Linked DNA regions of Homo sapiens: region 2 is linked to region 1. A link is an interaction called in ENCODE POLR2A ChIA-PET data of the cell type or tissue named here. Cell type or tissue: PC-9. All regions are shown on one strand. Each heading gives the region's core, and the rest is flanking DNA. Links, peaks and the distances in the headings are about the cores only. Region 1 overlaps CATSPER1 (cation channel sperm associated 1). Region 2 overlaps PACS1 (phosphofurin acidic cluster sorting protein 1).

What was found. Peaks named below come from ENCODE experiments on the same cell type or tissue, not always from the same donor. Only the 100,000 strongest peaks of a DNase experiment are listed, where the experiment ranks them.
Region 2: POLR2A ChIA-PET joins it to region 1 with 10 read pairs; 4 of 35 experiments call an interaction of 5 or more read pairs at or near these places.

What each region holds. Positions count from the first base shown.
Region 1 is chr11:66,015,816-66,021,185 of GRCh38, forward strand. CATSPER1 (cation channel sperm associated 1) reads right to left here. Exons shown (of 12, transcript NM_053054.4): 5 at 5,279-5,370; 6 at 4,996-5,139; 7 at 4,749-4,812; 8 at 4,502-4,574; 9 at 4,325-4,385; 10 at 3,012-3,087; 11 at 1,245-1,359; 12 at 937-1,101. The coding sequence ends at 1,075. Among named protein-coding and RNA genes, the nearest start is that of CST6, 6.5 kb to the left of the region's middle. In PC-9, for the core only: no CTCF peak of the experiment used is centred there; no DNase peak of the experiment used is centred there; H3K27ac peaks cover 209 bases.
Region 2 is chr11:66,079,683-66,085,052 of GRCh38, forward strand. The region is part of intron 1 of PACS1 (phosphofurin acidic cluster sorting protein 1); the gene reads left to right. Among named protein-coding and RNA genes, the nearest start is that of PACS1, 12 kb to the left of the region's middle. RefSeq lists an enhancer at 781-830. In PC-9, for the core only: no CTCF peak of the experiment used is centred there; DNase peaks (open chromatin) are centred at 999 and 2,039; H3K4me3 peaks cover 790 bases; H3K27ac peaks cover 2,234 bases.

The DNA of each region.
Region 1 (5,370 bases), core at 371-5,370:
CTGGTCCAGAGATGGGAGGGTTGGCAAAAAACTATTGCCCTTCAGCTCCCGCTCCTGACTCCCTCCGGCCTGAACTGCACCCTGGATTCGCCTCTACTAGAGGTGAGATGGCTGTTGTAGATAATGGAAAACCCTCCACTTAAGGAGAGACCCCTGGGGCCAGGGCGAGGCTTGAACTTGACTCAGTGCTAGGTCTCCAGCACCCAGCATAGGCCAGTGTCCCACTGTCACCCCCAGCCATGGGGACAGGGGCTCTGGACATCCAGCCTAGGCTCAGGCTATCAGTCGGGGAGGTCATCTAAGTCCTAGAGCAGGCAATGGGGCGCAGCCTTCAGCCTCATTCCCTGCTTCCCTCTCCCAGCAGCAGGGTCCTCCACACATCCCTGCCCGCCCCTTGCCCTGAGGCCAGAAGGACTTGAGCAGCCCCGACTCCACCTCCCCTCAGTGGGGCTCTAGAGTCTGACCCCAGAAAGGGCAGGATATGGCAATGACCTCCGACCTCTGGGTTCATGATATCCCCATCCGGTTGGTGCTCTTCTACTGGAGCTGAGGGTCCTGGTAGGATTGAGTTCCTGGGCTCTGAGTCCCCATTCCTAGAGCCTATTGGGCCCCCAGGCCCTGGTAACCCTGGGGTGTTCAGGCCTATTCTTTTTCTCCTGACTCTTGGGCCAGATGGGCCTTCCTCCCCAAAGCAGGGTTACTGCCTCCTCGGCCCTCCCGGCACCGCCGGCACCTGAGCTCAGCCCACGTTCTGCTTCATCCCTCCAGCTGCTGCTAATGCCCTGCTGGGCTGAGCTAGCATGCGGGCGCTGGTAGGGCTGGAGGGGATCCAAGAGCAGCTCCTTTCACATGCAACACGGGCACACACTCGTTCGTGTGTGTGCACCAATTCCCTTCCCTGCGCCTTGGCCTAGTCAGTGAGGACATGGAGCCTCCTGGGGTTTAAAAACTCTGTTGGGGCCCCTGCTCTGCAGGGCCCGGACAATCATTCCAGCAGATCTGGGGACCCGTCCCAGTGCACCCAGGTGGGCAGACTGCCAGGGGCTGAAGTCTGTATCTGGTGTCCTCCTGGGGTCAATTCCTGAAGTCCTCTTCTCCAGCCTGCAGGGGTGAGTGGGGCACTGGTGGGTGAATGAGCCAGACTTTGCCTTCCCCGATCCCCATGGGAGTTACTTGGAGCCATTTCTGGCTACAAGCCCCTGGGGTTCCCCTCGCCGGCCCCTTCCCGCTCCTGCCTGGTTCACCTCAAATGTGGTGTCCACAATCTCATCGATGACGGCTGCCTGGGAGCGGAACTTCTGCTGCTCCTGCTCCACGCTTGCCACCAGCTGCAGGTAATGGAACAGGAGCTCCTGCTGCCTGCGGGTGGGCGGGGGGGTCGCAGAGACAGGGGCTGGGCTGACCTGCTGGCTGGGCCTACTGCACCCCAGAACCACCCAGAGGCTCTTCTTGCCTGCCTCCTCCCCACAAAATTTATATGACTGCAGACCTGCATTTCCAGGAGGTCTCCTTTTCCAGATATGAGAAAGAGCCCAAGTCTGCCTGTAGCGCAGAGGCTTCTGGCTTTGTTTATCTTCCTAACCACCCATCCCTCCACCCACCCATTTGTCAGCCCCATTCCTCCCCATACGCCCACTCGACCATCCACCCATCCATCCACCCACCTCCTTATCCAGTCACTCACCCATCTGGCCCTCCAGCCACTCACAACTCACCTCCCCCTCCACCCACCTGCTCTTCCCTGTAGCCACCCCCCACCCACCCATTGACACCTTCATCATGCTGTGTAGTCAGTCACCCACCTGTCCCTCCACCCACTCATCTGCCCACCACATTACCCATTGTCCCATTCACACCCTCCCCGCCATCTTGTCAACCCATTCATCAAAGAACACTGGAAACAATGAACACAGCAAGGTACTCCGAGGAGATGGAGATGAATGAGAGACAGCTTGCCCTCAGAGCCAGACAGCTGCTGACACTTTGAGGCATGAAATTGGGTTCTGAGGGGCCCAGAGGAGGGAAACCTCGCCTGATGCTGGCGACCTGGAAAGACTTCTGGAGGCAGCGTCAATGAGCTGAGTTTGAAAGATAAGTGAGAGCCCAGGCGCGGTGGCTCATGCCTGTAATCCCAACACTTTGGGAGGTCAAGGCAGGTGGATCATTTGAGGTCAGGAGTTCCAGACCAGTCTGGCCAACATGGTGAAACCCTGTCTCTACTAAAAAAATATACACACACACAAATAGCTGGGTGTGGTGACATGCACCTGTAATCCCAGCTACTCGGGAGGGTGAGGTGGGAGAATCGCTTGAACCCAGGAGGCGGAGGTTGCAGTGAGCCTAGATTGTGCCACTGCACTCCAGCCTGGGTGACAGAGTGAGACCCTGTCTCAAAAAAAAAAAAAAAAGAAAAAAGAAAAAAAGAGAAAGATACATGAGGGTTTACCAGGCTTGGGCAGGGCTCCTGGTGCTCCCAGGCCTGGCTCCCCAGAGATCCTTCTCATGGGGACAGCATGAGTCCCCAGATGTCCTGGCCCAGCTGGCCACTCAAGTGGACAGGAATGGAGGTTGAGCATCGGACCTCCAGGCCTTGATCTAAGCTGTTCCTCCAACCGCCTCATTATCCCTCCACTTGGCTGAAGTCTACTCATTCTCCATGGCCCAACACAGGTCTTTAGAGGTGGGGTCCTCATGGGCAGGGGCTGAATCTGTGTCCTCTTTGGGTCCCTGGAGCCCTCACAGGGCCCAGACTTGACAAAGGTTGGGGATGGTTCTGGGGTGAAGGAATGGGTGGCACCCCTGCTGCTGGGATTAGCCAGGTGGCACACACACCTCTGGATGTGCAGAAGCCACCCAGGGTCTCCTCGTTGCACCCACAGGCTCATCCACAAGCCTCAGCGCTCCATCCCCTTCTAGAGGGGCAGGCAATGTCCCTTTCCCTCCAGCCCTCCAGCCAGGCCCCCAGGCCTCACCCTCAGACCCCAGGCCTCGCTCCCTTCCTGTCTCCTCACTTCTCAGTCATGGTCCCAAACTTTTTCTCGATGAGCCGCTTCAGCATGGTGCCTTCACTCGCCACCTCTTTGGGCTCTGGATGTAGAGAAAGAAGGGTGAGGTCAAGGCCTGGATTTGGAGAGGAGGCAGAGGAACCCCATGTGTCAGGAAGATAAGGGCTAATGGAGTTTCTGGCCAGGCTGCTCCAGGAGGTTGCTTCTCCGGGCATGCAGCACGATGCAGTTCCCTTTGTTTGCCCGTCTAGCACCCACCCCACTTCTGGAAGAAGTGCCCCAATTGTCTTGAGGAACAAATCACTTCTACCCCCTTTCAGTCCATGTCCTTTGGCTGAGGTTAGCCCCACCTCCAGCTTCAGGGATACCCCCTTTCAGTCCATGTCCTCTGGCTGAAGTTAGCCCCACCCCCCAGCTTCAAGGACAGGTAACTTAGGCCTGGCCAATTAGAACTTTTTTTTTTCTTTTTTTTTTGAGACGGAATCTCACTCTGCCGCCCAGGCTGGAGTGCAGTGGCACAACCTTGGCTCACTGCAACCTCTGCCTCCCGGGTTCAAGTGATTCTCCCGCCTCAACCTCCCGAGTAGCTGTGATTACTGGTGCCCACCACCATGCCCAGCTAATTTTTGTATTTTTAGTAGAGACAGGGTTTCACCATGTTGGCCAGACTGGTCTTGAACTGCTGACCTCAGGTGATCCGCCCGTCTCAGCCTCCCAAAGTGCTGGGATTACAGGTGTAAGCCACCATGCCCGGCCCCAGGTAGGTCTTTTAAGATTTGACAAGCACAGTCAGGTGTTGTGGCTCACACCTGCAATCTCAGCACTTTGGGAGGCTGAGGTGGGAGGATCATCTGAGGTCAGGAGTTCCAGTTTGAAACCAGCCTGGCCAACCTGGTGTAACCCCATTTCTACTAAAAAATACACACACACACAAAAAAACAACAACATTAGGCGAGTGTGCTGGCGCATGCCTGCAGTCTCAGCTACTCAGGAGGCTGAGATGGAAGGATTGCTTGAGCCTGGGAAGCATAGGTTGCAGTGAGCAGAGATTGCAGCACCGCACTCCAGCCTGTGCGACAGAGCACAAGACTCCATCTCAAAAAAAAAAAAAAAAAAAAAAAAAAGACTTGACAAGCAGTTTAACTGGCTTTGGGAGGATTGTTCTAGGGTCCTCTGGACTAAAGTCCTCCTGAGTCTCAAATTCTAAAACTCTAAAACTGAGTCTGGAATTCTGTGACTGTGGAAGGAGGTTAGGGGGATGGAGAGACTGGCCCCCACTGCGGACGGGCAGGTGGGGCCAGGGCGGGCCAGGCCCATACCTGCAGCTCTGAGCTCCGTCAGTGAGTCTTCCAGCAGCTTCTCTTGGATCCGGGCGGCCCTCTGGGAAGAAGAGGCCTCAGATCTGCCAGAGTCCCAGGCCTGCTCAACCCTGGAGGCCCCTGGCCTCACTCCTCCAGCTTCCTGATCTGGTCCACCTGTCCCACCCCACTCGGTACCTCCTGCTTCGCTTTCTCAAGGCCTTTGAACAGCGCCGTCTGGAAGCTATCCACCAGGACAGTAATCACCAGGCTGGGGAGAGGGACAGGGGTGTGCCCTCAGCGAGGAGGCCAGAGGAGAGGGGCACCCGGTACTTCTTGTGGGTTCAGCGTGGCATGACCAGGGTGAGAGGGCTGGGGTAAGGGTCCCAGGGGAGAGGAGGAAGTGTGGGTGGTGCTGGGCAGCAGAGCAGGGGTGAGTCCTCACTTGAGGAAGATGAAGTACTGGATGATGATGTAAATTACGAGGATGGGAATGATGTACCAGGCGCCTAGGGGGAGCAGGCCAGAGGGCACAGTCAGGCTGTGCTCGCCACCCCCAACCACGACCTGCTCCCTTCCCATACCCGGACATGCAGGCATCAGAAGCCCCACTTTGCCGATGGGGTCACTGAGCCCTGGCCGGTCCACCCCGCCAATCCCCGGCCCTCCCTGCAGCCTGGGGCCTGCCCTACCCTGGGCACGGCTGTCCATGTAGATGAGGGACCAGTCATCCAGCGTGAGCAAGGTGAAGAGGGTGAAGATGGTGGTGAAGATGTTCTGGAAGCGCTTGGGGTCAGATTTGCGGAACAGTGCCCGGAGGACCGCGGAGAAGAGGACTGGCTGTTCAGGGCCAAACTCAGCTCTCCAGTGCTATCCCCACCCCAGCGCCCCTCGTCCTGCCCCATCCCTGCTCCCCGCACCCCTTTCACCGCAGCCCCTCAGGCCCCCACCCCAGCCCCTGCAGCACCAGGATACAGAGGCAGGTAAACATGAGGATGAGGATGGCTGCGATGGACGGCAAGGACTGGCCCAGGGTCCCTGTCACTTCCTGGACGCTGGTCAGGAAG
Region 2 (5,370 bases), core at 136-5,135, 64 kb after region 1:
GATATGTGCCGCAAGCAAAATCCTTGATCTCATGAAGTCTGCATTCTAGTGGGTGAAGATAAGAGACACCATCCAGTAACTTTCCGTCATACTTAAAAAAGATCCCCTTTTCATGGTTCAGGAGATGCTAAACGATGCAGCCCCTTCCCATGTCTTTGACCTCACCTTTGCGTTCTCCCCTTGTTCCTGCGGTGGGTCACCCTCGCCTTAGGGCTTTTGCACTTGCTGTTCCCTCTACCTGTGATACCCTTTCCCTGGATCCTTGGATCGCTGAGACTAGCTCCTGGGTATCATTCAGCTCTTCACTGACCTGCTACCTTGGAAGGCTGTCCTCACCTGCCCAACCCCTTCTGGGAGTTTATAAAGCTACTTCACACCTACTCGCCATTACTGGAAATAATCTTGTTCCTTTATTTAGTTACTTTATAGATGCTCAATAACTACATTTGTCAAATCAATGACACTGATTTTCCTATAGTGTTTTATAATGTTTATTGAATGACTATCTGTTATGCACAATTCATCCATTCACCAAATATTTACTGAGTGTTTCTGTGTGCCAAGCACTGATCTAGGCTCTGGAGAAGCAGCAGCAGACAGGCTGACAAAGTCCATTCTCTCCCGGGGTGTGCTTTCTGGTGGGGGTGACAGATGAGGAACAATTATATTGTTATATCTGTGATAAATGGTCAGATAGCGAGTAGGGTCACAAAGAATAGTGTGGTGGGGAACTGAGTGTGGGGGGAAAGGCTGTCTTGGTGAGGGAGGGCCTCTGGTAAGGTGACAGTTGCGCTGATGCTCGCTGCAGTGAAGCTGATGACCAGAGCATTTACTGTGTGCCACAAAACTGCCAGAGCCAGGTGCTACGATCCCTTTTCTCAGAAGGGAAAATTGAGGCCCTGTGAGGTGAAGGCATTTTTTTAAGACTACACAGTTTAAAAGTGGGCGGGGCTGGAATTTGTCTCATGACTCATGATTGCCAGACACCAGAGCCGTTTCTGTGTTTAAACTTGGTCCCCCAAGCCCTGTCTGGTTCTCATAGCTGACAAATAATATTTAATGCCTTATTCTTTGCCAGCTGGAATTACAAAACACTGCTCAATTTCCATCATAGACAGCGAGAGGCTGTGTGGTATAGTGGCTGTGAGTGTGGGTTCTGGAGCCAGTCAGGTCAGATTTTACTATTTGAGTGACTCTGGACAAGTTTTTAACCTCTATAATGCTTCAACTTTTCTCATCTGTAAATGGGCATAATAATTGTCCCTGCTGAGTGTGGTGGCTCATACTTATAACCCCAGCAATTTGGGAGGCTGAGGTGGAAGGATTGCTTGAGCCCAGGAGTTCGAGACCAGCCTGGGCAACATAGGGAGACCCCGTCTGTACAAAAAATAGAAAAAAAAATTAGCTGGGCTTGGTGGCACACGCCTGTGGTCCCAGCTACTTGGGAGGCTGAGGCTGGAGGATTGTGTGAGCTCAGGAAGTCAAGAATTCAGTGAGCTGTGTTCGCACTACTGCACTCCAGTCTGAGCGACAGATCAAGACCCTGTCTCAAAAAAAAAGAAAAAAGAAAGAAAGAAAAGAAAAGTCCCTGTCTCACAGGATTATCATCAGAATTAAATAAGGTTAATTTTGTTATTAACACATGTTAATCGTGTGTGTGGCAACATAGAAAGCACTTAATATCAGCTATTACTGTTGCTGTTTTTCTTGTCAACCTAATTTCTCCGTCTTCCCTGCCCCCCCCAACCAAAACAAAACAAACAAAACAAACAAAACAAACATGCTTTCTTTCTAGAATTAGGGTAATATTCAGATTTCCTCGGTGGGACCATCACAAGGTCTTGGGTTCACCTGAGGCACAGATCCTGCCAAACCCCAAGCTTATTAGACTACAAAGTCAAAACAAAATATTTTGGTTCTCTGAAGCAGTGGCTGGGTCGGGATCCTGTTTCTACATCCTGCCAGCTTATATGAACGGAAGAGATGGTACAGGCCCCGCCTGCAAACCACAGCTTTGTTTTGAGCCAGCTTGACTTGACAGCTTCCCTGTTTTACCTGCTGACTTCTTTAGCCCTGGTTTGGCAGCAGAAGAGCAACTGAACCGGTTTACAGCTTGCCATTTGTCACCGGTGAAAACTGAGCAACTCCTAGGAAAATGAGGGTTTAAATGTAGTTAATTTTTTTTTCTCTTGTCTTTTTAAGTTTTCCTTTTTGTGTCTCAAGCCATAGAAAAACTACATTCTACTTTTACAGGAGAAACCTGATAATACATTTGTGGTCTCTCCTGAAACATGTAGATCTTTGGGTGTATGTTAATTTTCACCTTTAATAAGCATCAGGACTTTATTTTTCCATTTTGGTTGGAAATCTACAATTATATTTACTTGTTTCTGGTTCTTCTTTAAGAATGTATAAAACACAGATTAACATTTCCTTGAATCTGGATCTTAATGATGAATGGATTCTCATGGTAAACATCAGGGCTTAATGAAGAGTGTAGACTGGTACATGGGGCACAACTGCTTTCTTTAGTTTTTTGGTTTTGTTTGTTTGTTTGTTTTTGAGACAGTCTTACTCTGTCCCACAGGCTGGAGTGCAGTGGTACAATCATAGCTCACTGCAGCCTCGAATTCCTGGACTCAAGTGATCCTCTAACCTCAGTCTTCCAAGTAAAGGTCCACATCACCATACCCGGCTAATTTTTAAATTATTTATAGAGATGGGGTTTTGCCATGTTGCCCTGGCCTCAAGTGATCCTCTCACCTCAGCTTCGCAAAGTATTGGGATTACAGGTGTGAGCCACTATGTCTGGCCACCTTAAAAAAAAACAAACAAAAAAACACCTCATTTGTTATGAAGATAGATAAAATGTTTGTTTGTAAAATGTTTGCGCATCAGGCCGGGCGCTGTGGCTCACGCCTGTAATCCCAGCACTTTGGGAGGCCGAGGTGGGTGGATTACCTGAGGTCAGGAGTTACCTGGCCAACATGGTGAAACTCCATCTTTACTAAAAATACAAAAAAATTAGCCGGGCGTGTGGCGGTCGCCTGTAATCTCAGCTACTTGGGAGGCTGAGACAGGAGAATCGCTTGAACCCGAGAGGCAGAGGTTGCAGTGAGCCAAGATCATGCCATTGCACTCCAGCCTGGGCAGCAAGAGCAAAACTCTGTTTCAAAAAATATAAAATAAAATGTCTGAGCATCTATGTTCATAGAAATCATGACCTTCACATCTTTGAGGAGTGTCAGTGAAACTATGAATATGATGGTATAATATTTATACTGCAGCAGCTCTCATATCAGCCACCTTTTACATTGTCTTCACAAGCAGGTTTTTGTTTGGTACTTTAAATCACAGGCGATGGAATGGGGCAGTGTAATATGCCTTAAGTCTATTGTTTATGAAATTATGTCCTCAGAGTTAAAATATGTAGAAAGTAGTTGACAGCATTCTGTCATCTCTCCCATGCACTGCTTTTGCTGTGGATGAAAATGAATAAGCAACTCTGGAAACCAAGGTCCTCTGGGAACATAAAAACTCCTGTGGCTATTAATGGATTTAATTGTATTTCCTCTCTGCCACCAAGATATGCAATAAATTGTTTATGCCCTTGCCGTTAGTGGGGAGAATTGTTCATTAAACGCATGTAATGTCATTATTGCTTTGTTTTTATTACTTGTAGGTAGTCCTATCTCTCCTTTTAAAAAAAGTATAAAAAGAATGGCCGTAATTATTAAACACTGGCCATTAATCCCTTTGGTTGACTTTTTCCTCCATGGAGAAAAAGGAAAGTATCATCTCACTGGGGAAGCAAGCTTGGGCTGGAAATGGGTCATGGTCTCCCAAATCTAAGATCTGGCAGAAGGTTGGTTTTGTATGCTTTGGACTTGGGCCAAGTGATATGTTTACTTAGGCTCCAGAAGGGCCTGGTTCTAAGGCAGCCACACTGATAAATGAATGCCTTGTATCAAGTGTGGAGAGGCTTCATTATATTTAAATCCACTTAAGAGAACAGCTATAGAAGAATGACTGTTTAGGACTGTGGCTCTGTTTTCTTGTTTGTCATTTAGATATTTCTGCCAATTATAATAAATGTGGAGGAAAAAAAAAGCCAGCAAATTGCTATAGTCTCTTTAAAACCATGTGCCAGAAATGCTTTGACATTAAAGTTTGATTTCTCACTTGGCTTTACCCCACCATGTGGGTTTGGATAAGTCTTTGTAACTCTTCCTGCACATACCTTTACTGTTTCCTCATTTAGTTGAAAGATACTTATTGAGCACACATTACAGACCAGTCACTGCTTGGATACTGAGGAGAGAGCAGTGAACAAAACAGACAGAAATTCCAGCTCTTGCGGAGCTTACCTTCTGGGGACAGGGTGGGCAGCAGGCAGTAGTGAGTGAGTGAGCAAATATTAGGGTGTGTTGGACGGGAAGAATAAAGCTGGATGGGGATAAGTGGGCAGAGGAAAGAGGTCACGGTTTTAAACAAGGTGGTCTAGAAAGACCTCAGAAAGCGAGCCGGCCACATGGAACACACATTTAGGTAAGCTGGGTGCATTTTATGGGATGAGGCCCCCCAGTAGAGGGAACAAGAAGTACTGGCAGGTTCCAGAGCATCCAGGAGGCCAGTTTGGCTGGAGCCAGGTGAATTAAAGAGAGAGTAATGGATAAAGTCAGAGAGGTAAAACAGGTGATCTCACAGGCCATTGTGGGACTCTGGCTTTGATCTTGAGTGAGATGGGAAGTCACTGGGGCTTTTGAGCCAGCGAGGAGGCATGATGGTCACTTCCACCCTAAAAGAACCCCTGACCACTGTGTGTGGAAGCAGGGAGTCCGGTCAGGGGGCTGCTGTGATGATCTAGGTGGGAGCTGATGCTGGCTTGGACTAGGGTGGTGGAGGTGGAGATGAGAAAGTGGTGGGAGTCTGGGCATATTGTCAAGCCTGAAGGATTTGCCTATGGATTGGATTTGAGGTGTGACAGAACAAAAGGATTCAAGGATGACACCAATAGTTCATTTAACTTCTTTGTGTCAGTTTTCTGTTTGTTTTCTTTAAAAATAATTATTGTCGTCTCTTTATCTTAGCGACTTTCTGTGAGAATGAGATCTGTGTAACAGAGCTCTTGAGGGAGTTTTTTTTGTTTCCACTTTTACCATTTGTAATTAATTGGAAATAAAATTTCTTGGGAATGTACTGGGTGATAGAATAATCCATAGGTTGGCACCTGATTGTTTTAAAAACCTGGATGAGTTCTTCTTATGCTTTAGGCCACAGTGATGCTGTGGGAATGGCTGAGTCTCAATATCCCTAATTACTCTGCTGTTGTGTTTGCTGTCTGGTGTCCCCTCTGCAATCCTTATTTAT